4 separate regions of the Mus musculus genome follow, and regions 1, 2 and 4 are each linked to region 3. Evidence: chromatin loops called from intact Hi-C (ENCODE). Cell type or tissue: heart. All regions are shown on one strand. Links, peaks and the distances in the headings refer to the core of each region. The heading gives the core; the rest is flanking DNA. Region 1 overlaps Gm26627 (a long non-coding RNA gene). Region 2 has its middle 3.5 kb from the start of n-TPagg6. Region 3 has its middle 26 kb from the start of Gm30896. Region 4 overlaps Tnpo3 (transportin 3).

Region 1 (6,192 bases), core at 589-5,588, 130 kb after region 3:
GGCACCCAGGGGGCATGAAGATCCCTACACTCTAACAGCTTTGAGCCTCCTGACCCCCAGAACAGGCTGCCCCTGAGATCCCTGAGATGTCCCCAATTTTTGCTTTCCTTTCCCTTCCCTCAGCCATGTATATGTATATATGTATGTATGTATAATGTGTGTCACACACACACATATGTATACATGTATATATGTGTACATGTGTGTATATATGTATATATATGTGTGTGTGTATATATACATATATATATATATATATATATATATATACATATATGTGTTTAGAGAGAGAGGGAAAGGGAAAGAGAGGGAGAGGGAGAGGGAGAGGGAGAGGGAGAGGGAGAGGGAGAGGGAGAGGGAGAGGGAGAGGGAGAGGGAGAGGGAGAGGGAGAGGGAGAGGGAGAGGGAGAGGGAGAGGGAGACAGCTGCTGCAGCTTCCTTTCCCACAGTTGGACCCTAATATTGTGTGTGCCTCAGAGGTGGTTTCATGCCCTTGAGATGTTGAGGCAAGCAAGAAAGTGAGCTGCCTTACCTAGAAAGAGACCCTTGAGAAACCAGGGAAGTAAAAAGAGTGTGTCAGGGAACATGGGCTTGGCTGCTCTCAAAGCAATGGTCAGCAGTGAAGGGAACAGTGTCTTTACAGAACTGAGCTGCCTTTTACACACACACACACGTACACACAAACACACAGACACACAGACACACAGACAGACACACACACACACAGACACACACACACAGACACACACACAGACACACATAGACACACTGAGAGACACAGAGAGACACACACACACAGACACACATAGATACACAGACAGACACACACACAGACACACAGACACACAGACACAAACACATACACAGACACACAGACACAAACACATACACAGACACACAGACACACAGACACACAGACACAAACACACAGACACAAACACACACACACAGGCACACACACACAGACACATGCACACCCGTATGTAATTGAATTTAACTGTAAGTAAACTAAAAATAACCTATAGAGACAGTTTCATGTGTGCTGACCTCAAACATACCTGTTTCTGGGTGCTGAGATCGTAGATAGGCACCACCATACCTGGCTCTGGGGAGTAAACCCAGGCCTTAATGCAAGTTGGACAAACATGCCAACTGAGCTACTGCAGCCTTATCTCTAAAAGTAAAATTTGAGGAAATTTAAGCCAGGCAATATGGTATATACTTGTATGCCCAGCGTTTGGGAGATAAAGGCTAAATAATCAAAGCCAAGGTTTGTCTGCATGCGACTCTGTCTCAAAAAAAGGAAAGAAGGAAGAGGAGGAAGTGGATGATGAAGAAGAGGAGGAAAGTTAAAAAATATTAAAAACAACTCTACCTGGCTTCTCTGGGTTATGCTCCCACTCGCCTGCCCATGGGTCCCTGTGGATCTTGGCTGCTCAGCTTTAGCTAAGCTGAGGTCTTAGAAGGACATGGGTGTCATTGAACAGAGGGTAGCTTTGTAAAGGGGACATCCACAAAGGCCTGACCTGGGAAACAAAAAGCATTTGGGAGATGCCACCAGTGGTGGGCCAGCCCTCCTGCAGGAAGGCTGCCCTCAGGAGTTGGGGTACAACCAGGTGTGGGCAGAGAAAAGAAACCCTACTTCTCTTCTTTTGAGTTCCTAACTATAGCAGATAACTCTTGCCAGACCTCGAACCCACAGAGCGTCTGGTCATGTAGGCAATGTGACTACCTGTTTTGAGTAAGAGTAAGGCAGGAAAGGTCATAGGATGGCACAGGGAAGGGTGGTAGATAGAGAGAAGCTGAAGCCACTCGGGCAGAAGCCTTTAGGACCCAAGGTTACCCCAAGCTTCACCCAAATATGCCAGCCTTTTGCAGGCTGGGATTTCCTGATTGGATAAGGTTGTGAGTGGATGAAAAGCCGCCGATTCTTGAAGGCTGTAAGAACCAGGTGAGTGGTTTCCCAGGATTCCCAGCCTTTCAGGTCACTAGGGTCACTTTTCTGAGGACTCACTTCTGGGCCTCATATATATTGTGGACATGAGAAGGGATCAGGGTGGAATGGGGACCTGGGTGGCTGTGTTAGTTGTTTTTTGGTTGCTATGACCAAATATGTGATGGTTCAGGGCACAGTCGGCCATGGTGGGGAAGGTGTAGCGGCAAGAGTTTTAAGCCACTGAGACCTCACTGCACCTACAGGTGAGAAGGCAGAGAGAAATGAATGCACCCCTCATTGCCCCTCTTATTTAGTCTAAGAACCCAGCACATGGGATGATGCCCCCACATTTGGGACAGTTCTTCCCTCCTTAGTTAAGCCTTTCTGGAAACACCGCCATACACACATCTGGAGGTATGCTTCATGGTGATTCTAAATCCAGCCAAGTTAACAATAAAGATGGGCCACCGCAGTACCCCTGCCAGGCACTGAGAAACCTGCAGGCCCTTCCTGGATACCTCCCCAAGGGATGGGTCCCTGAGAACTGCTGTCTCCATCTGGGCTACTCAGGGACACAGGCTGAATTTCTGGGACACAGCTGGGTGTCAGTTCCTCCCGAGATGGGAGAGACAGCTGTATGCAGAACTATTGGCCTGTGGTTAGTGTAGCATGCATACGTGCAAGGCAGTTGCTGAATTCCTCCTTGCACGCCCCCTGCTGGGAGGAGCAGAGAGTGACCACAAGTATTTTCAGGCTGCCTCGGAGACAGAGCTGGTGGGCAGCTGGTCGGACTGAGACTTGTCTCCTGCCCATGGCAGGACAGAGGTGGGTGTGGCACAGCTATAGGCACCTGCACAGGTTTGCAGGTGTGTTCTCTCTCCATCACACCACCACAGACCTTGGTCTGCTTGTAAGTCACACCTCTAGACCCACCTTCGAGGGTCAGAAACTGAGGTCTGAGGGACAACCCTCTAACTGGGAGGGAGGCTGAGGGACAAAATGGGAGGCAGAAGGCCTATGTCTGGTCTCCTCAAGAGTCTCTGAGACATTGGGACTCTTCCTCTACCTTGAACCAGACTTGGCAGGTAGCAACTTTGGTTACAAGGTTTAGGATTCCAGGAAGCCAAGCATGGTTGAAATGAGGGGTGGGGGCCTAGGTGAAGGTTAAAGGACAGAGCTCTAAAGAGTAAAGAATTCAGGAGCCTCCCACAGTCCCTTAATCTCAGTGTTTCTTCCATTCAGACCCTGTGGTCTGCCCTTTATTCCGTGGCCCGTCTTAGAAGGCCCCAGCTCAGATCCTGAATTCTATGAACCTCAGTAAAGGGGAAGCTCTGCTGGGATAACCCTGTGGGTGTAAGGCCCTAGATGGACAGCTCAGGGGTTCTTTCTGGTAGGTGTTCCAGGGAAGGATAGCAGGCAGTAGTGGCGGTCACCAGGGAACCCTGAGAGCAGCCAAGTCATATGTCAACACACATGTTCCTAAGGGCATTGGCAGTGTCCTGACTCCTACAGTCCAGGGTGATTCCATGAGTATGAGGCCCTCCCCATCTCGTCAAAGCTACAGCTCCTGCATCACTACTGTGAGCATCTCGGTGTCTCAGTTCTATTTCCTGGGGACCTTTGGCCCAAGGCTGTCCTTCCTTAGGCATATCCTGTAGACAGCCTGCCTAGTGGGGACAAGAAGGCGATACAGTGCACTGCCCTTGGGAAACCATTGAGAGAATAACTAATGTGCTTGGGTCTTAAATGTGACCCAATGCAGGTATGTTTAAGGCTTGGTCTCCAGGTAATGGTGTGAAGAGGTGCCAGAAACTTCAAGGGCAAGGCCTGAGTTGGAGGAAGTATTAATTGATGGTGTCCTCTAATGAGCGTATCATTAATTGCTGGTATCTTCTAATGAGCGTATCCAGACCACAGTCCCTTCCACTCTCCAGCATGGTGGTGCACGGCTATGATCCTGCACTCGGGAGGCAGAGGCATGGCTTGAGGCAAGAGTCTAGCCCTGTCTCCACAGTGAGGTGAGCCCACCGAGAAAGCTAAAACGTCCCGTTAGATTGGGGAAAGGACTTGGTTTTCACTGCTTCCTGTCAGCACTGGACTAGAAGTCTCAGTTAATACAGCAAGACGAGGAAAAGACAGACGACATTCACAAAGTGAGGAGAAGATAGAACAGTCCCCGCCTGCAGATGATGCAACTGTCTATGTATTAAATGTGAAACTCTTTTTTAAAAAACTAGAATTATAACTGCTGATGAGGTAGGATAGAAAGGCCAGGAAAATCATGTGGAAATGAGAAGGGGCCAGAAGATCCCCACCCCGGATCCAGCTGAAGTCTTTGCCAGCAGCAGGGGAAAATTCCAACACAATTAGCAGCTACTTGAGACTGTCTCCCTCCCCAGCCACGAGCCTGCCATTTTCTAGGAATCTTACCAAAACCTCCCATTTACAAGGAAAAGATGTGTCTAAAACTCCTTAAATACCCACCCCCTCCCTAGTGGCTTCTGGCTACCTTATCAGGTCACAATTTCAGCAAGCCATCTCATGTGTCTTTTATTCTGTGAGAAAGAGAAGGGGAAGATGGTTTAGCCACCTTTTGAGATGTGGCTTGAGAGTCAATTAATAACCTATATGGCCAGTGCTAAGACAGATAACTACTTATGTTTTTTTTGGAGAAGCCTGTTAAACCGTATTGAACATGTCTCTCCTCAGGTCTGACTTCTGGGGCCCCAATCAGTCATCCAGGGTTAGGGATGAGAGGAACCACTGAATTTACGATTCCCCACCTCATCCTTGGACTTAGGGGCAATAGGAGGTGAGGCCCCTAACATGTCCATCCAGGAAGGGGCAGAGATAGCAAAGACCTTTGGGAGTTCACCCAGCACAGTGCCAGAGTCCCCAACAGAGGGGGATTAAGTTGTGTTGGGGAGCTGGAGAGAGTCACAGAGACAAACCTACTGACTCCTGAGAATTTTAGTAATGCATTCAAGTTGCCTTATTGGTTTTTTTTAAAGATTTATTTATTTATTATAAATATATACACACTGTACTTACATATAATACTGTCAGTGTCTGAAGACACCCCAGAAAGGGGGCGTCAGATCTCATTACAGGTGGTTGTGAGCCACCATGTGGTTGCTGGGATTTGAACTCAGGACCTTCAGAAGAGCAGTCTTAACCGCTGAGCCATCTCTCCAGTCCCTGCTTTATTGTTAAAATATAAACTACTAGCCGGGTGTGGTGGTGCACGCCTTCAATCCCAGCACTCGGGAGGCAGAGGCAGGCAGATTTCTGAGTTCGAGGCCAACCTGGTCTACAAAGTGAGTTCCAGGACAGCTAGGGCTATACAGAGAAACCCTGTCTCGAAAAAAAAACCAAAAAAAAAAAAAAAAACTGCTAGCTGAATATGGTCTTTAACTTAGTCATAATTACAGTGAAGAATACAGATTCTAGATGTGTTAGCCTATTACAGGTACTCCATAGCACCACACGGTCACCTGGTGACATAGCCCAGATACAGAACATATCCACCAACACCAGAAGTTCCACTGAATCACCCAGGAGGCATTGGAGAGTCTGAGAGTGGGGCCTGAGGGCCAAGAATGAGATAGTGAAGGGAAGACACTTAGCGGACAGCCGCATTCCCACCCCTCCAGTCCTGTCCTGTTACCACTTAGCAGCTAAGAGATTTAAATTCCAGTGAGTCTCCAGTGGCCAGTCAAAAGAGACTGGGAAGATAGTGAGATGAACCAAGTCTGACACCCGAGTTTAATCCCAGGACCCATGTGATGGAAAGAGAGAACTGATTTCTAAAAGTTCTCTGATGTCCACGTGTGTGACATGGTGCATACATGTCCCCACCAATAAATGAATAACTATTTAAAAAGAGGAGCTAGTGGACTGGAGAGATGGCTCAGCGGTTAAGAGCACTGACTGCTCTTCTAGAGGGGCTGAGTTCAATTCCCAGCAACCACATGGTGGCTCACAACCATCTGTAATGGGATCTGATGCTCTCTTCTGGTGTGTCTGAAGACTTCTACAGTGTACTTACAATATAAAATATAAGTAAATAAATCTTTTTTTTTAAAGAGAGGGAGAGGGAGAGGGAGGGGGAAGGAGGGGGAGGAGAAGGGGGAGGGAAACAGACCTGCCTGGCCTCCTGGGCTGGTGAAGCTCTCTTCTTTGGTTTTAGAATAGAAGGCTTGGAGATCATTGCCAGCTCTAAAATATGCCCACCCACCAGGGTTGGCTACAATGTG
Region 2 (6,192 bases), core at 521-5,520, 260 kb after region 3:
TCAAAGTACCTGACTCATGGAGTAAATGAGTAACATGGAGCTTCCGACTAAGTTAACAACGCCTTCATCATTTATCCCAGATTTTTAACTCATGAATTTAAACTCACGTTCCCTATTAACAATGATGTCTGCCAGGCAGTGATGGCTCACACCTTTAATCCCAGCACCTGGGAGTCAGAGGCAGGCGGATCTATATGATTTAGAAGCCAGCCTGGTCTACCGAGTTAGTTCCAGGACAGCCAAGGCTACACAGAGAAACCCTGTCTCAAAAACCAAAAACCAACAAAACAAAAAAGTCCAGAAGTCAGTAGTAATTCCTCCCCCCGACCCCCAGCCTGATAATCAGAAAAATGAAGAATTATTTGTTTTCACCTTCTCCCCAGAGGTCAAGCTCCCACTTTAGACCCATGGCTACAGTGATCCAGCCACAGAGAAGAGCTTCCGGGCAAGCTTACTATTTTGCAGATCATCAAGCCAGACTTGGGTAGCAAGGTACAATATTTAGAGATGATGAAATGAGCTCTCATGGGGGGAGCTAAAGGGAAGTGTTCTGGAAGCTCAGTGGTTCTGCCCAGCGCAGCAGCCTCCAGTTCTGTCTCAGCAGCAGGTCAGGCTAGCAGTTGGCAGTGGGTGAACAGAAAGACAGTCGCCATGGTCAGTTGTGACATTCAGGAGTCAGAGCTCTCTCTAGGAGAGCCTGGATCTTGAGCATTAGGACTAAGCTGGTTCCTGGGTGCAGGTGATCCATCACTCACCATTGATCTCAGGGAATGCTCAAGGGAGACTAGAACCAGTCTATTAGTGGGAGGCAAACCCTATTCAGATCAGCATGGGGTTGAGATGAGGGTGAAGTTAGGGAGCAGAAGGGAAGAAAGAGCTTAGCAGCTATGGGGGGCAGGGCTGTCAGGGATGTGTCTGAAGGGCAGGCATGGCAGGTGTGTCCCCCAGGTGATCAGCTGAGAGGGATGATCTGGGTTAATCCTCCTGTAACCCCAGGGTTTAAGACTCAGCCTTACCCCCAATCCCATCCCAGGAGATCATCCCCTCTGAGGACTGATGCAGCCATTTATCCCCCTTTACCCTTATTTCTAGACGCTCAGAGTAACCATTAAAGCATTTTTAAAAGGAGCATTTGCAACATACAGAAAAGTAAAGTCCAAAGACTAGTGTAACACTCCTGTGCACACCAGACTGCTCAGATCTTTTTCTTCTTGCAATGCTGGGGATTGAACCTCAGACCTTTTGCCTAGTAGACAACTGCTCTGCTGCCTTGCTACATCCCCAGCCATGTTTATATCTTACTTTGAAACAAATTTTACATTTGCACTAATTCTTTGAGAATTTTATGAAGGCATTTGAGTCCCCACTCCTCCCACACCCACCCTCTTCACCATCACCTCACTCCCCTACCCCCAGCTTTGAGTTGTCTTCTTGTATTTCTTTTCTTTTCTTTTTAAATGGAGTCCAGTTTGTATTGTCCTCCTACCCTGGGAGCAGGGCCTGCCCTGGAGTATGGACCACCCACCTGGGGGGCTATGATCATTTAAGGAAACTGACTTTCCCTCTCCCAGCAGTAATGTTACTTTTTTACAACTATATTTCCAAGATGACTTATTTGCATATGTGCTGGCATTTTGCCTGCATTTATATCTGTGCACCACGTGTGTGAAGTGTGCAAAGAGACTGAAGAGGGCGTTGGACCCCTGGGAGTGGGAGTTACAGATGATTGTGAGTTGCCATGTGGATTCTGGGACTCAAACCCAGGTCTTCTGGAAGAGCAGCCAGTGCTCTTATTCACTAAGCCATCTCTCCAGGACAATTAATATCAGGCCAAATTTGATTCAAATTTGAAGTAGGTTAGGACAGGGAATAGTGTAGCGACTTGGGGCCCTGTTTGGGTTTAGTTATGCACACTCCCTCTGTCTTGTAATGATGCCCTTGGCAGCCTAGTGCCTTTACCTGTGTGTAAATGTATACACAACCCTCCTCAAACAACACACACCTCAGGCCCCTGCCTACATCAGGCTACGTGTACACTACTCTTTGAACAATAGTTTCAATTTCTTCATCTCTAACAATTATCAAGTTTTTTTTTTTATTCAAATGTATTCCCAAAGAGGTTGGAGAGATGTTTCAGCCATTGAGGGCTAGGCTTACAATAATAATATTTTTTTAAAAAGACAAATATATTCCCAATGCATCTGATTAGAAAGAGCAGAAGAACAGATCCAACCTGAAATGGTTTTGGGGTGTGTGCCCACATAAAGATAAAACTGTGTCGCTGAGTAAACGTTGAAGGAGAATTCCTTGATTGCCATCTTAAGCCTATGTATAATGGTTAAAATTGGAGATGTGTGAGAAATAATTATATGACTTAATTTATTAATCAAAAGAGAGAACAACTTTATACACTTCAGTAACCAAACTTCTTTTCTTGAACACCATAACAAGATGCCTCCTGTCATAACTGGAGCCTGTGAACGGTTTCTCACCCCTGTGTACCCCTGATCCCTACTCTGTGTCTCTCCCTGCTTTATACTGTTTACTTTCCTTTTGAATAAAATTTCCTTGCTACTTTGCAAATCTGTGTCAGCCTTTATTTGAAGTAGAAGCCTAAAATATCGAAAACCCAACCCTGACCACTAGGAACAATCCCATGGTTTGAAAGCTGTACTTTATATGTATATAAGTCACAAAAAATTACATAATTTTGATTTGTGTGGTTTCAACATCCGTCAAGTGTTACATAATCCACTTTCATCAGCTAGCCTTAAAGTTTTACGTATCCACCGTGTTTTACATAGTTCTGTTCATCCTCTAGTGAGCATCTGGGCTCCTTGCAGTTTTCTATAACAAAGTAAATGCTGCAACTGGCAATTCTATATATGCCTTCCCGGCCCTTGTGGCAGACATTCCAAGGGCAAGTAACTAGAGGGGAATTTCTGGGACAAGGAATAGGTGCCTCTAAATTTACTAACTGTTGCTAAGTTAGTCTGTAAAGTAGAGGTGTTGCTAAGTTAGTCTGTAAAGTAGAGGTGTTGCTAAGTTAGTCTGTAAAGTAGCGGTGCCAATTAAATGCCACTGATTGTGGATTTATTTATCTTCTTTATTTCCTGTCTCCCAGTGGTGCAAAAGCTGCATATGCTAGTAGTCTCCTTGTACATTTTTCTTCACCCTCACTCTTTGGAGACAGGGTCTCACTGTATAGCTAAGCAGCTGTGTAGCTCATTGGTTAGCCTAGAGCCCACTATGTAGACCAAGCTGGTTTCAAATGTACAGAGATCTGTCTGTCTCTGCCTCTGATTAGAGGTTGGTGCCACCGCTGTGCACCCATTTCCCTGGATCTTTAAGTCACCATGCTTTTCTAGTAAATAGAAGCCGCGTAGAACACTCCAACTCTTCTTTCCCTGTCCTCCACATTTCAAGCTGGTATTTTGGTTTCAGCTTTGTTTCTAACCCCACTCAGATTCGTCACCATCATCATTATCTGTGGTCTGCTAGCATCACCTTCTGGATACTATTGGTTTAGATTCACTCTGTTTTTTTTTTTTTTTCTTTTCTCTTTTCTTTCTTTTCCTTCTCCCTTTCCTTCCTTCCTTCCTCTCTTTCTTTCTTTCTTTCTTTCTTTCTTTCTTTCTTTCTTTCTTTCTTTCTTTCTTTCCTTCCTCTCTCTCCCTTTCTTTCTCTCTCTCTCTCTCTCTCTTCTTGAGACAGGCTCTTATATAACACACACACACACAGAGAGCTACCAACAACAACTAGGTACTTTTCTTTCTGGGTGATTTTAAGGTCTTTCTCTTCACTTTTATAGTTTTTTTATAGTATTTTATTTTATTTTATTTTATTTATTTATCATATGTAAGTACACTGTAGCTGTCTTCAGACACTCCAGAAGAGGGCATCAGATCTTATTACGGATAGTTGTGAGCCACCGTGTGGTTGCTGGGATTTGAACTCAAGACCTTTGGAAGAGCAGTCAGTGCTCTTACCCGCTGAGCCATCTCGACAGCCCCCATTTTTTTTTTTTTAAACAGTACATTTCTTGTACTTGCTCAGCCTCTTAGCGTGCCTCAGTCTCGCCCATAGCCTTTTAACTATTCTGTCTCAGGTGATCTTCCTATTGCCCACATTTCTGGATGTTTTTTATTCGTTCTATCTTCCGGTCACTACTTCTCTCTGAGTCTAATCTGTTTGGTGCATCCTTGTTGCTGCCCCACCCCACCCACCCCGGCTCTGTTTCTTGACAGGGTCTTATATCTCAGGTTGTCCTGAAACTCCTTGTATAGCTGATGACGGCCTTGAAGGTCTGTTCCTTTTCCTTCCACTCCCTGGTGCTGAGATTACAGATCCACATCCACCGTGGCTTTGTGTGTGCTAGGCAAGCACTCTGTGCTTCATTGCCAACCCTTTAAAAGATTATTTCTATTTTATGTGGTCTTCGCACCATTTGTGTGTGCCTGGTTCCCGTGGAAGGAAAAAAAAAGGTGTAGGATCCTCTATGGTTATAGACAGTTGCAAACTGCCATGTGGATGCTGGGAATCAAACCCAAGATCTCTGACCACTGACCATCTTCCCAGTCCCCTGCTTTCCACTTTTTTTAAAAAAAGATTTATTTATTATTTATTATATGTAAGTACACTGTAGCTGTCTTCAGACACTCCAGAAGTCAGATCTCATACGGATGGTTGTAAGCCACCATGTGGTTGCTGGGATTTGAACTCTGGACCTTCCAAAGAGCAGTCAGGTGCCCTTACCTGCTGAGCCATCTTACCAGCCCTGCTTTTTACTTTTTAATGTTTTATTTTATTCTCTCAACAATCTCTTTCTACTTATTGTGCCCTATTTTCATGACTTTCTTGCCTTGATCTTTCCTATTTGATGTGTGCTTACTCTGTAGTAGTTTTCATATTGTGTCACCCCAGCTCTCAGAGCATTCTTGTTTGCTAGGTTCTATCTATTCTCCTTAGGAGGAATCCCATGGAATAATATTACCCCATCTGGGAGCCGCCCCAAAGATGGTGACGGGATACTACTGGTAGAGCCATGTAAAGGATAGACCGGTAGGGATTCTTGTCTTGTTTTGTTTTGTTTTGTTTTGTTTTGTTTTGTTTTGTTTTGTTTTCAAGACAGGGTTTCTCTGTGTAGCCCTGACTTTCCTGGAACGCATTCTGTAGACCAGGCTAGCTTCAAACTCATAGATCCACTCTCCTCTGCCTCCGGAGTGCTGGGTTAAAGACGTATGGTGCCACCAGCACCCAGCTTTTTATTTTTACTTTATTTTTTCCAGTAGGGATCCTAAGGAGAGCAGCTCTCCTTGGCTGATGAATCCAAAGCATTGATTAGAGGGGCACACGTGCAAAGTAGGCTGCCCTCAAGATTACCCTCAGGACAGATGCTGAAGGAGGAATATTCTACCTGGGTGTGGCTGCAGTAAGGAGGTGGGGCACAGAGTTTATGGCTTAAAAAGTGGCTTCAGTGAGGGCAGGTTTGGCGTTTGGTTATCTGACTTTTCCATTATATTTTTAATTCATTTGTTTAATAATTTCATACGTGTATCCAATATGTTCTGATCATGCCTACTCCCCACAGCCTCTGCCCCAGTGTGTCCCCACCTCCGTCCTTTTTAAATAACTCATTGAGCTATATTCGTGTCACCAGTGTGTGCATGGGTGTGGGGCTCTGCACTGGAGTACGGGCAGCCTACCAGGGGCTCCAAGCCAGAACACGACTGACTCTCCCTTCCCCAGCAGCTCCCCAGCTAGGTATGGGGACAGGGGACAGGCAGTGTTCTGAGCAAGCACCTAAACGCTTGTATCTTGTATCCGTGTCCAGGATGGTTGAGTCCGTAGGAGAAACACATTGATGGTCGCATCACAGAGTTACCAATGCATCTGTACTTCCTGTTTGGAAACGGTAGAAAAAGCTGGGAAATCCTACACAAATCATAGTATTGTGTTGATTCTTCAGTAGATCGCTCTCTTGTGCTTACTCTCTCCACCCCCTTCTCTCCTTCTTCCCTTTTTTTTTTTTGTTTTTGTTTTATTTTTGTTTGTTTTATTTGAGACATGGTTTCTCTGAGTAGCCCTGGCTGTCCTGGAACTCACTCTGTAGACCAGGACCTCGAACTCAGAAATCTGTTTGCCTCTGCCTCCTGAGTGCTGGGATTAAAGGCGTGCCCTCTTTCCTTTTTC
Region 3 (6,192 bases), core at 479-5,478:
CTCAGCATATTGGTATCCTGTGGACAATTTGTCTTTTGTGGAAGTTTTATGCCGGCTAATCAGGCAACCTGCTTTATGTGATATAATCCATGCCATGGAATTTGACCCCTTTCCTGTTATTTTAAAGCCTATGGTTATTTCTTAGCTCCTGAAAGGTTTTTGCCCAAGCTGGGCATGGTGGCAGAAACCATGAATCCCTGGGAGATAAAGCACTGGAAGGCAGACGCAGGTGGATCTTTGTGAGTTTCGGGCTAGCCTAGTCTAATAGTGAATTATTCCAGGACAGCCAGCATTATGTAGTGAGACTGTCTCACAGGGCAGGGGGAGTTAGAGGGGTATGCCAAGTTTAAGGCACCTCACTCACATGTGCACAGACAACTCTGTGTGTGTGCATGTGCGTGTATGTGTGTGTATGTGTGCTCTCACATGTGGGCATGTCACACACAGACACACAGACACACAAACAGACAGACAAACAGACAGACACACACACACACACACACACATACACACACACAAATAAACTAAGAGAAATGGTTGTCTTAGCGTTTCTTTCTGTTGCTGCAACGAAACACCGTGACCAAAAAAGCAAGTTGGGGAGGAAAGGGTTTATTCGGATCACACTTCCACAGCACTGTTCATCATTGAAGGAAGTCAGGACAGGAACTCAAGCAAGGCAGGAACCTGGAGGCAGAGTCCATGGAGGGGTGCTGCTTCCTTCCCTCCCCCTCCCCCTCCCATCTTTTAATATATTTACTTTACATCCCCACCACAGCTTCCCCTCCACTCTCCCCAGTCCTTCCCTCTCACCTCACCTCCAGCCATCCTCCCATACACCCTTCTCCTCAGAAAAGGCTCAAAAATGGGGAGGCCTCCCATGGATGCCAACCGGCCTTGGCGTATCAAGTTGCAGGAGGACGAGGCACATCTTCTCCTATTGTGTGTAGCAAAGGCAGCCCAGCCAGGAGACCGGGATCCAGAGGCTGGGCAACAGAGTCAGGTACAGATCCTACTCCCTCTGCCTGCTTTCTTATAGAACCCTGGACCACCAGAGCAGGGATGGCACCACCCACAGTGAGCTAGGCCTTCCCCCATTGATCACTAATTGAGAAAATGTCTTACAGCTGGATCTCGTGGAGGCATTTTCTCAACTGAGGCTCCTTCGTCTCAGATAACTCTAGCTTGTGTCAAGGTAACACACAAAACCAGCCAGTACAACTGACCGGCTGTCAACTTGACACACAAATATATCTCTATTAAGCCTTAACCCTCCCTTTCTTATTCATTCCCAAGATCTCACATAAGCGCTCTAAGTAACTTTAAAAGTCCCACTTTACAAATTCAAAACACATTAGAATTCCAGTCCATTTAAATTACCAATCTCTTTTAAAACCCCAAATGTTTTAAATTTCAAAGTCTCTCTCAATTATGGGCCCCCACAAAAATACTTTCTTACTTCAAGAGGGAAAAATCAGGGTACAGTCACAATCAAATCAAAGCAAAACAAAATTCCAATTGTCCAATACCTGGGATCCACTTATCATCTTCTGGACTCCTTTAAGGGGCTTGGGTCACTTCTCCAGCCCTGCCCTGTGCAGCACACCCAGCTTGTCTTCTAGGCTCCAGCTGGCTCCACTCCATGGCTGCTACCGTTTCTGACAGTCATCCCGTGATAGCACTGACAGCATCAAAACGCTGAGGTTTCTGGCTGCAACTGGGTTACACTCTCACCAATAACCTCTCATAGGCTCTCTTCATGGTGCCAAGCCTCAAATCCTTTGCATGACCCCTTCAGTCCTGGGCCTTCAACTCCCACTGAGGCTGTACCTTCACCAATGGCTTCTCTGACCTCTCACATTGCCAAGCTTCAGCTGCTCTTCATGACCCCATTCATGCCTTCAAAACCAGTACCACCTGCGTGACTCTTACACTACCAAGCTAGGCTGCCAGAAAGAGATACAACGGTGGCTACCTCTGAGAACACAGCTTCTGTGCTCCCTGGAGGTCAGAAAAAGCCATTGGATCTCCTGGAATTGGAGCTACAGATGGATGTGAGCCACTGTGTGGGTGCTGGGAACTGAAATCAGGTCCTCTGTAAGAGCAGCAAGTACTCTTAATCACTGGACAATCTCTCTAGTCCCTCTTACACCTTTCTTCTACAGCCCAGGCACACTTGCCCAGGGATGGCACTATCCACCACAGGCTGGCCCTCCTATAGCAATTTGTAATCAAATAAATACCCCATAGATGTGACCATAGGCCTGTCCCATGTAGATAATTTCTCAACTTGGGTTCTCTCTGACCAGGTGTGTCATGTTGACAAATGAAGCTACCTGTGACAGGCATGGTCAGATACACCCTCATGTAAAATACTAGAAAGGTATTTATATAGGTTATTTGTCAGTTCCTCTTATTCTGAAAGAGGAAGAGAGGGAGGGGAGGGAGGAGGGGATCGCATAAGATGGGAGTTGTTTCATGTTGCAAAGCCGACGTCAGAGATATACAAAAAGACTGGCATTGGGGAACTCGAAAGGGTGGTAAACCAAGTATGGCTGCACATGCTTAATGCGGCACATGCCTAACCCCAGCCCTCGAGGAGTGGAGGCGGGGAGAGTCAGTTCAAGGTTGTCTTCGGGACATGAGACCGAGGGTCAAAATGAACTAATTAGGTAATGCTCGATTAATAATTAACAAAATAATTAACAATTAATTAATTGATAATTAAAAAGAAGAACGAGACGGTAAATATCTGCGGTGAAATCCTTTTTCATCCACCTTGGATCAAGGAGAGACTCCACAGAGCCTGTTTTCATCCAGGCTGTTAGTGCTTGTCTTCACGTGTAGTACCTCTCGCAGTCACAAGAGGGCGGTATGGCTCTTGGTTGGCGTTTAGGGTGTTGGCTGGGATGGAAGTAACTGAGAAGCCTGGTTTCCTTTAGTGCCAATTTTCTTGCCAGATACGCCTTTGTCTCCTCCTACTAATAGCAAAGCTAGGAAGAAACCGTGGAGCTGGGGGGCTGGGAGGTCTTTTGTATCTTTGATGTTTTGAAATGAGAAGTGGAGGTAGCAAGTTTCACCGGCCTCACAGAGGTATATGTTGCCCAGGGAGGCCTTCAAAGGGGGGAATACTGACTTAGCATGGTTTCTGTGCCTTGCTTTGTTTGAGTAGGGAGGGTCAAGACATGGGCTTCAAGTAGGCCAGTCTAGCCTTGAGGTCAAGTAGCTGAGGATGACCGTGATCTCCCCTCCACACACTCAGCCACACAGTAGATTCTTCAACGCCAGGGGTGGTCCATGCCTTTAATCCCAGCACTCAGGAGGCGGAGTCAGGTCAGATCTCTGAGTTCAAGACCAGCCCGGTCTACAGAGGGAGGTCCAGGACAGCCTGGGCTAAACAGAGAAACTCTTGTCTCGAAAAACCAAAACCAAACCAAACCAAAAAAGCTGCTGCCTGTTATTAGATGCTCTGAGAGCTGGAGCAGGAGAACAAAAGTTCCAGGCCAGTCTAGCCTACATAGCAAGAGCCGTCCCAAAACAACAAACCAAACATCAGGCTGTGGTGGTAGCTCCGTTGGCAGCGCACGCGAGGCTCTGGCTTCAGTGCCCAGCATCACGTGGAAAAGCCGGGGTGTGGTAGACACACATTTACTTACACACCAAGGCCATCATTTCGCTTACTGTTTAGAGAGTCTTCCTTTTTCCAGGCTTCCTGCCAGGTTCATCACCAGCCCCATCGGAGTCACACATCGCAGCCAGACGGACGGACATAAAAGGCCGTTTACTTCCATCTTTCTCCTGTCACGCCCGAGTGTACCAGGATCACCTGGGTACCTGTTGAAATGCAGACCAGGTCCCAACCCCAGAGCCACTGAGAGGACGACTAGAAACCCCACATAGGGATTTAAATAGGGGCCCCTCCTCCACTATACCCTCATAACTAACCCACGAAGGTGAAATTTTGAGTTCTTGTTTGGTTCAGCATCAAATTGTAGAAGAAGAAACAAAACTCAAAAGCTGAATGGGTTACCCAAGATTACCCAGCAAGCACATCATTACGGTTTTTGCTTTACTTTTTTGGTTTTGTTTTTGTTTTTTGAGAGAGGGTTTATTTTAGTAGCCCTGGCTGTACTGGAACTCACTCTATAGACCAGGCTGGCCCTTAAACTTAGAGATCTGCCTGACTCTCCCTCCTGAGTGCTGGGATTAAAGGCATGTGCCACCACTACCACCTGTTTGCTCTACATTTCTTTCTTTCTTTCTTTTTTTTTTTTAAGTTTTTTAGATTTATTTATTATTGTATTATTATGTACACTGCAGCTGTCTTCAGACACCAGACATGCCAGAAGAGGGCATCAGATCTCATTAGAGATGGTTGTGAGCCACCATGTGGTTACTGGGATTTGAACTTAGGACCTTCAGGAGAGCAGTCAGTGCTCTTAACCGCTGAGCCATCTCTCCAGTCCCATTCTCTATATTTCTTAAAGCTAATCTAGACCAGAGTTTTAAATAGATAGTTCACAGAGTCTGCAAGTATTTGGTTAAAAGGATTTGCCTAAAAGAAAAAGAATCATTATTATTTATAATTATTATAACATGAATCAGGACTGTCATTTTTATTAATTAATTAATTAATTAATTTTCCAAACAGGGTTTCTCTGTATATCCCTGGCTGTCCTGGAACTCACTCTGTAGACCAGGCTGTCAGGACTGTCATTTGTAAACTATCATTTCTAATGTTCAAATCACCACAGAAGTTCCACCACTAGGGGTTGGAGAGATAGCTCTGTAGTTAAGAATACTGGTTTCACTTCCAGAGGACCCAGGTTCAGTTCCCAGAACCCATGTAGCAGCTGACAACTTCCTGTATCTCCAGTACCAGGGCAATCAGATGACCCCCTCCTGGCTTCTGTGAACACTGTATGTCCATGGTGGACAACATAATGCAAAATGCCCGTATACATGAAGTAAAATAAAAGCAAAGATAGGATGGAAACTCTTGTTATACTTAATTTCTCTTTAATCTAAAGGCAATGTAAAAGGACATATAGGAGTTTTACATTTTCTTTTTATTATGTTATGTGTGGGAGTATCGCCTGCATGTATGTATATGTCTCAAGCATATACCACCCAGGTCTGAAGAGGTGTTAGATCACTTAGAACTGGAGTTACGGACAGTGGTAAGCCATCGTGTGGGCACTGGCAATTGAACCTGAGTTCTCTGTAAGAACCAACAAGTGCTTTTAACCACTGAGCAAGCTTTGTAGCCTCAACATAGAGTTTCTGATGAATACTTTCAATGAATAAGGCTGAAACATAAAAAGCCATTTGGAGAAATAAATGGACTTCAACCCATGCTTCATATCATAAATAGAAATTAGGACATGAATCATAGACTGATAGGTGAAATCTTGAAGTATAAAACTTCTAGTAGAAAAATCTTGGGGCTGGAGAGATGGTTCAGTGGTTAAGAGCACTGACTGCTCTTCCAGAGGTTCTGAGTTCAATTCCCAGCAACTACATGGTGGTGCTCACAACCATCTGTAATGGGGTCTGATGCCCTCTTCTGGTGTGTCTGAAGACAGCTACAGTGTAGTCACATAAATAAAATAAATAAATCTTTAAAAAGAAAAAAAGAAAAAAATCTTGTGGTATTAAACAAGATTTCTTAGTATATTAAAATATTATCAATAAACAGTACATTTAATAAGTTGTACTTTATCAAAATTAAAATTCTTTTTTGGGGGAGTGAGGTGGGGTTTCTCTGCGTAGCCCTGGCTGTCCTGGAACTTGCTTCACAGACTAGGCTGGCCTTGAACTCAGAGATCCACCTGCCTCTGCTTCCTGAGTGCTGGGATTAAAGGTGCTCACCACCACCACCTGGCCCCAAAATTTAAAATTTCTATCAAAAAACAATTATAGCCATGCATGGTCACATACATCTATAACCCCAGAATTCAGAAGGAAGGCGCAGGAGATTAGGAGTTCAAAACCAGCTTTGTCTACAAGAGATATGTCTCACATAAAAGAAAGAAACAAATTTCAAATATTGACAAGGATGTGGAGAAAGAGAAACCCTTTATTCACTGTTAGTAGGAATGTATATTAGTATAATCACTGTAGAAAACAATATGGAGGTGTTTCAAAAAGCCAAAACTAGAGCTACCCCATGACTCTGTTCTACCACTTTTGGGG
Region 4 (6,192 bases), core at 625-5,624, 73 kb after region 3:
GCATAGTAACTTCAAGACTACTCTACACTACAGGACACCTTGTCTCATAAGACAGCACAAAACAGTTTTCAGAAGAAGGTTTAAATGTTTCCCTTGGACTGCAGTGGTTCTGATTTCTGCTTCTGCATTCCTTCTGTTTTCCAGCAACAAGATAAGACCTCATCTAACCTACACGAAGCTGCTTCAGACTGTGTATGCTCAGCTCTCTATGCTATTGAAAATGTAGAGACTAACTTGCCATTGGCCATGCAGCTTTTTCAGGGAGTCCTGACATTGGAGACTGCATATCATATGGCTGTGGCACGGGAAGATTTGGACAAGTGAGTAATTGTTGGAGTCTGGAGCTCTGGGTTACCTACAGCCTGTGGTTTTTCAAATCTTTGTTAGTTCACCCATCGTGTTTTGATTCTCTGTGGCTTTGTGAATATAAAGTGCATGCTATCTGAAGTGCCATCTTGGATCTGGGAGAGGATTAATTACTACCAGTTAGTGATTGTATTTTCTTAACTCTTAAAATGAGAAGACTATAAGAAATAGTCATAAACTTTAAAGCATCTAGTTGAGGGGCTGGGGAGATGACTGAGTGGTTAAGAATGGGCTATGCTCCTGCAGAGAACTTGGCTTTGGCTTTTAGCACCCGTGTCTGGACCCTCACAACTGCCTATAATTCCAACACTAGGGAATTCAGTGCTCTGTACCATGAACATTTGCATTCACACATGCGTATACCCACAGAGAGACATATAACCTAACAAAAACGACCAAGGTAATAAACATTTTTGAAATGTCTGATTAGGAATTTTAGATTTTTTAAGATTTGGTTTTGTCCTTTTGTATGTGTGTGCGCACACACACATATGAATGCAGGTGTCTGCAAAGACCAGAGGCATTGGATCCCGAGCTGGAGTTATAGAAGGTTGTGAGCCAACTTATGAGGGTACTGGAAATCAGACTCAAGCCCTCCAGCAAGCAAGTGATCTTAGCCACAGAGCCATCTCTCCAGAACCCTAATTTGGAATTTTTATTCAAACATTTGTTATAGAGAATATGAATCGGCTTACCATTATATATTTATCTGTATAGATGTGAATATCCTAAGCACAAGCATTTGCCCCAGAGATTATGGTACCCAGAGTGAGTTCTTCACTGGATGGGCCTCAGCCAGGAGCCTTAGTTCCTTTGACTATGAGTATGTAAAGCCCAGACTCTTGACCTGGTACTCTCATTCCACCTCCACAGAGTTCTGAATTACTGCCGAATTTTCACCGAACTATGTGAAACTTTCCTGGAAAAAATTGTCTGTACTCCAGGCCAAGGTCTGGGAGATCTTCGAACTTTGGAATTGCTTCTTATCTGTGCAGGCCACCCTCAGTATGAGGTAGTATCTATACTGTGTTAAGGCTGTTATTCTCTGGTTATATATAGCATATTCTGTTTACCTGTTGAGAAACTAGAGTCTTGTTTTGAATTATGTGATCTGAGAGTTGCATCTGGATTTACTTTATTTTTTTCAACTTCATTATGTGTATGTGGGGTTGGGGAGCAGCACACGTGCTAGTGTGAGTGTGAAGCAAGGCAGTGTCAACAGTCAGTTCTCTCCTACTTTCAGGGTGGCTTCAGGAATTGAACGTGCCTACTCAGCATGTCCCTTTACCCAGTGAGCCATCTTAGTGACCCCATGATTGGGATATTTTAAAAAACCGTGTTTGGGTTCTGGTTTATTTTGTTTTGTTTTCATATTTGGTTGTCAATGTTGACTGGTGTAGTCGACTCAGACTCTAACAGAAGGAAAATCTATTATCTTTCCACTGTTCACACACACACACACACACACACACACACACACACACACACACACCGGTTCCAGGACAGTCAAGGCTACACAGAGAAGCCCTGTCTTGAAAAGTTTCCTTTTTTTTACCAGGCACATGCCTTTAATCAAAGCACTCAGGAAGCAAACGCAGGAGGATCTTCATGAGTTTAAGGCTATCTAGTGTACATAGGGAGTTTCATTTTTTAAAAAAAATACTCCTTAAAAATGAATGAATGAATGAATGAATAAATAAATAAAAGCCAGGCATGGTGGGACACGCCTTTAATCCCAGCACTTGGGAGGCAGAGGCAGGTGGATTTCTGAGTTCGAGGCCAGCCTGGTCTACAGAGTGAGTTCCAGGACAGCCAGGGCTATACAGAGAAACCCTGTCTCTGTATTTTAAAAAAAAAAAAAGGGGGGGGGGGTTATGAGTTGGATATGTTGGCACATGCCTATAATGCCCATCATTGTAGCACTTGAAGGCCTAGATGGAGGATCAAGAGTTGAAGCCAAGGGCTGGTGAGATGGCTCAGTGGGTAAGAGCACCCGACTGCTCTTCTGAAGGTCCGAAGTTCAAATCCCAGCAACCACATGGTGGCTCACAACCACCCGTAATGAGATCTGATGACCTCTTCTGGTGCATCTGAAGACAGCTACAGTGTACTTACATATAATAAATCAAAAAAGAAAAAAAGAGTGAAAGACTATGGTCTCGAACTCTAATTTAAAAAAAAAAAAAAGAGTTGAAGCCAACATGGGCTGCATTGTGAGCACCAGGCTAGCCTGGGTTACATGGAGGCTATATTTGTTAAAATCATAATTTTCTTAAAGACACCCCTTTGTGGTGCTGAGGATCAAACTCAGTGCCTTGCATGTGTTAGACAAATTGATACCACCAAGCTACATCCCCAGCCAGCCCTTCCATTTGTTTGTTTTAGAGCTTCTGTGTATCCTTGCCTGGCGAACAAGCCTGATAAGGATCCTGTCTCCATCTCCCAGGTGCTCAGATAATAGGCATGTACTGCTATACTACTTACAAATGTCCTAGATTTTAGGGGCTGGAGATATGGCTTAGTGGTTAAAAGAACTGGCTATTCTTCCTGGGGACCCAAGTTACTAGAATATAGCTCCAGTCCCTAGGGATCCATTCCCTTTTCAGGCCTTTATGGGCATTGCATTCACATGATGCACAGCCACACATAATGACAAAACATATATACACATAAACATAAGTAAGAAATTTATTTTTTTCCTGGAGTTTTAGAAAGTTCTTTATTCAAGAAATTATACTTCCTTTTTATCTCTTAAATAATAAAGGGGTGGGGGGGCTGGAGAGATGGCTCAGCAGTTAAGAGCACTGACTGCTCTTCTGAAGGCCCTGAGTTCAATTCCCAGCAACCACATGGTGGCTCACAACCATCCATAACGAGATCTGGCGCCCTCTTCTGGTATGTCTGAAGACAGCTACAGTGTACTTGCATATAATAAATAATAATTAAAAAAAAAGTTTAGAAATAATAAAGGGATCTGGAGAGATGTCTCAGTAGTTAACAGCACACATACAGCCCTTCCAGAGAACCCAAGTTCAGTTTCCAGCACCCGTGTCTGGTGGTTTACCACCACCCAGTAACTCCAGCACCAGCAGGATGTGATACCTCTGACATCCCTGGGCACCTGCACTCACCTGTACTTATTCCCCCCCCCCCCCATGTACACATAAACATAATAAAAATGAACCTTTGGATCGTCTTTACTTTTTTTTCCACCCCCCCCCCCCCCCCAGCTGAGGACCAAACCCAGGGCCTTGTGCTTGCTAGGCAAGCGTTCTACCACTGAGCTGAATCGCCAACCCCAATCGTGTTTACTTTTAAAGGAAAAAAAAAATAACAGCTGGGCAGTGGTGGCACACACCTTTAATCCCAGCACTGGGAAACAGAGGCAGGTGAATCTCTGAGTTTCAGACTAGTCACAGAGTAAGTTTCAGGACACCCAAGGCTACACAAAGAAATCTTGCCTCAAAAAATGGTGTGTGTGTGTGTGTGTCTTGGGTTGCATTTCATTTTAAACAGCTTTTCTTTGGATCCTTAATGGAAAGGAGCGACATCAGGTTGTTCTATGCTTGTTCTTTTTCATTCCTGTGGTTCTCAGCACAAGCAGGTGCTTTTTGCTTATCTACAGAATCTCCCAAGGAGTTGCAGATTGGGTAAAATTTAAAACACTATAGCCCTATGTGCTAGCCGTCACTTCTGAAGTAGCCCTGTTTGGAAGCTAGTGGTCATTGATTTCCCTACATTTCTATTTACCATCACTCATATTCATGAAAACAGCCAAATGAGGGCTGGGCATGATGCCTTGAATCCCAGCACTTGAGAGGAGGAGGCAGGAGAATAGGGAGTTCAGAGTCATTCTTAGATACTTAGTGACTTTGAATTTAACCTTGACTACATGAGACCTTTTCTCAAAGTGGGGGAGGAGTGGGAGTGTAGGATCGTAAGGAGTTACAGTTGGCTAGCCTGGGAAGAAGTCTTCTGATGTGAGCATAATTAAACATTCCAGAAGTTTGGGGAAACTATGCCTTAGAAGACACATGTTTAGTTTTCTATAGCATTTAATATGCTTTGGGAAAAGTTTTCCCCAAAATAAATAGAATATAAAGCTAGTCATCTAACTGGATGTTGAGGCCTACTGGGAAGATACTTAGGAGGAAACATAACAAACCTGTAACCGCGTAGAGAAGGTTCTTAACGACGAGGTGGGCGTATGTTGTGGAATAGTGAAGAGTGTATGTCCTTCCTGTATGGTAAATAGTAACGAAACTGTTCTTTCCTCTCTTCTTTTCCTCCACAAATAAACCGTCTTCTTTCTTACCTAACAGGTAGTAGAAATTTCCTTTAACTTTTGGTACCGACTAGGAGAACATTTATACAAAACCAATGATGAAGTTATTCACAGCATCTTCAAAGCGTACATTCAGAGGCTGCTTCATGCCTTGGCTCGACACTGCCAGTTGGAACCAGACCATGTAAGCACCCTTGTCTACTTTAAATTCCTACCTTTTGGTTTAATTTGAAAAATTGGGGAGGGGAAATTAGGTAACAGATCTAACAATCTTTTTGGGTTTTTTCCACTTTAGCTTACAGCGAAGAAGTCAGTACTAGTATAATAAAAATTAGACCTCTGTAGAAAGGTTGTTCCTACTGAGCCAGCAATGTTTATAGGAATTTGCTGTAATGATGTTATAGAAAATGATTACCTATGTTCAGAAACTTGGTGAACCACTCTACCACAATTAATAGTGATAACTTCTGCAGTAGTAATAGTTAGGATAAGTGGTAAAAATCAGTGTGGAATTCTGTACTGTTTGCTTGGGCCTTCTTGTTTTTGTGTAGTGCCAGGGCCAAAACTTAGACCCTGAGGATGCTAAACCAGTGCTCACCTGAGTGCATCCCAGACCCTTGGTGGTTTGCTTGGTTTTTTGTTTCTCTTTGTGTTGAGACAGGGTCCACTGTGTAGTGCTGGCTGGCCTAGAATTTACTATTTTGATCAGGCTGGCCTCAGGCTCAAGAAATACACCTACCTCTGCCTGCTACACACTGGGGTTAAAGGCATGTGCCACCACACCTGGCTTTATCTGTTTGTTTGTTTTTGAGACAGTGATTTGATATGTAGTTGAGGCCAATTTTGAACTCCAGCCTCCTGATTGCTGGGCTTACATACAGGTATGCACCACCACATCGGTTTCTATGTTCTACTTTGTTTTTAATAGTGTAGGATACATGGTTAGGTTAAAAACTAAGATTGGGGGCTGGTGAGATGGCTCAGCAGGTAAGAGCACCTGACTGCTCTTCCAAAGGTCCTGAGTTCAAATCCCAGCAACCACATGGTGGCTCACAACCATCCGTAATGAGATCTGACTCCCTCTTCTGGTATGCCTGAAGACAGCTACAGTGTATTTACATATAATAAATAAATAAATCTTAAAAAAACAAAACAAAAAAACTAAGATTGAAAAATGAAAAACCACGTGTAAAGATGTTGAGAATTATCACTTCTCTCCATGTATGTATACAGTTTCTTTATATTATAGTCATTTAATAATTTAAAAGAAAATATATAGACATTTGCTTAGAAGAAAACATATTAGATACACAGCATAATTCATGGGAAAACTCTTGCACCTTCTTTGTGTAAGGCCTCTGTACATTATGTCTCCGTTATTTGACCTTTCTGCTTGGTTGTTGAGTGGCTGTGGTCTAGCCCCTGGAGTAAACTTAATTGCTTATAACAGTGAATCTGACTTGCTAGTCTCTGAACTTTTCTAAACTGGGGATCCCTAGTTGTTGGAATATTCCACACAAGCCGCTCTAGTTCAGGGCAAC

What was found. A loop is a pair of places that touch in the nucleus more often than their neighbours do. Peaks named below come from ENCODE experiments on the same cell type or tissue, not always from the same donor. Only the 100,000 strongest peaks of a DNase experiment are listed, where the experiment ranks them.
Region 1: a loop joins it to region 3, with 11 times the contacts of the local background. A loop is called at or near these places in 15 of 42 quality-filtered maps.
Region 2: it touches region 3 in a loop (9-fold over the local background); 7 of 42 quality-filtered maps call a loop at or near these places.
Region 4: it touches region 3 in a loop (2.1-fold over the local background); 3 of 42 quality-filtered maps call a loop at or near these places.

Annotation. Positions count from the first base shown.
Region 1 is chr6:29,513,766-29,519,957 of GRCm38, reverse strand. All of the region lies in intron 2 of Gm26627 (a long non-coding RNA gene), which reads right to left. Among named protein-coding and RNA genes, the nearest start is that of Kcp, 8.9 kb to the right of the region's middle. In heart, for the core only: a CTCF peak has its summit at 2,656 (motif pointing left); a DNase peak (open chromatin) is centred at 2,627; H3K27ac peaks cover 665 bases.
Region 2 is chr6:29,389,273-29,395,464 of GRCm38, reverse strand. No RefSeq gene overlaps it. Among named protein-coding and RNA genes, the nearest start is that of n-TPagg6, 3.5 kb to the right of the region's middle. In heart, for the core only: a CTCF peak has its summit at 3,507; no DNase peak of the experiment used is centred there; H3K27me3 peaks cover 1,450 bases.
Region 3 is chr6:29,646,668-29,652,859 of GRCm38, reverse strand. No RefSeq gene overlaps it. Among named protein-coding and RNA genes, the nearest start is that of Gm30896, 26 kb to the left of the region's middle. In heart, for the core only: no CTCF peak of the experiment used is centred there; a DNase peak (open chromatin) is centred at 2,869; H3K27me3 peaks cover 571 bases.
Region 4 is chr6:29,573,649-29,579,840 of GRCm38, reverse strand. Tnpo3 (transportin 3) reads left to right here. Exons shown (of 23, transcript NM_177296.5): 6 at 145-320; 7 at 1,240-1,378; 8 at 4,689-4,835. Among named protein-coding and RNA genes, the nearest start is that of Tnpo3, 33 kb to the left of the region's middle. In heart, for the core only: a CTCF peak has its summit at 3,263 (motif pointing left); no DNase peak of the experiment used is centred there.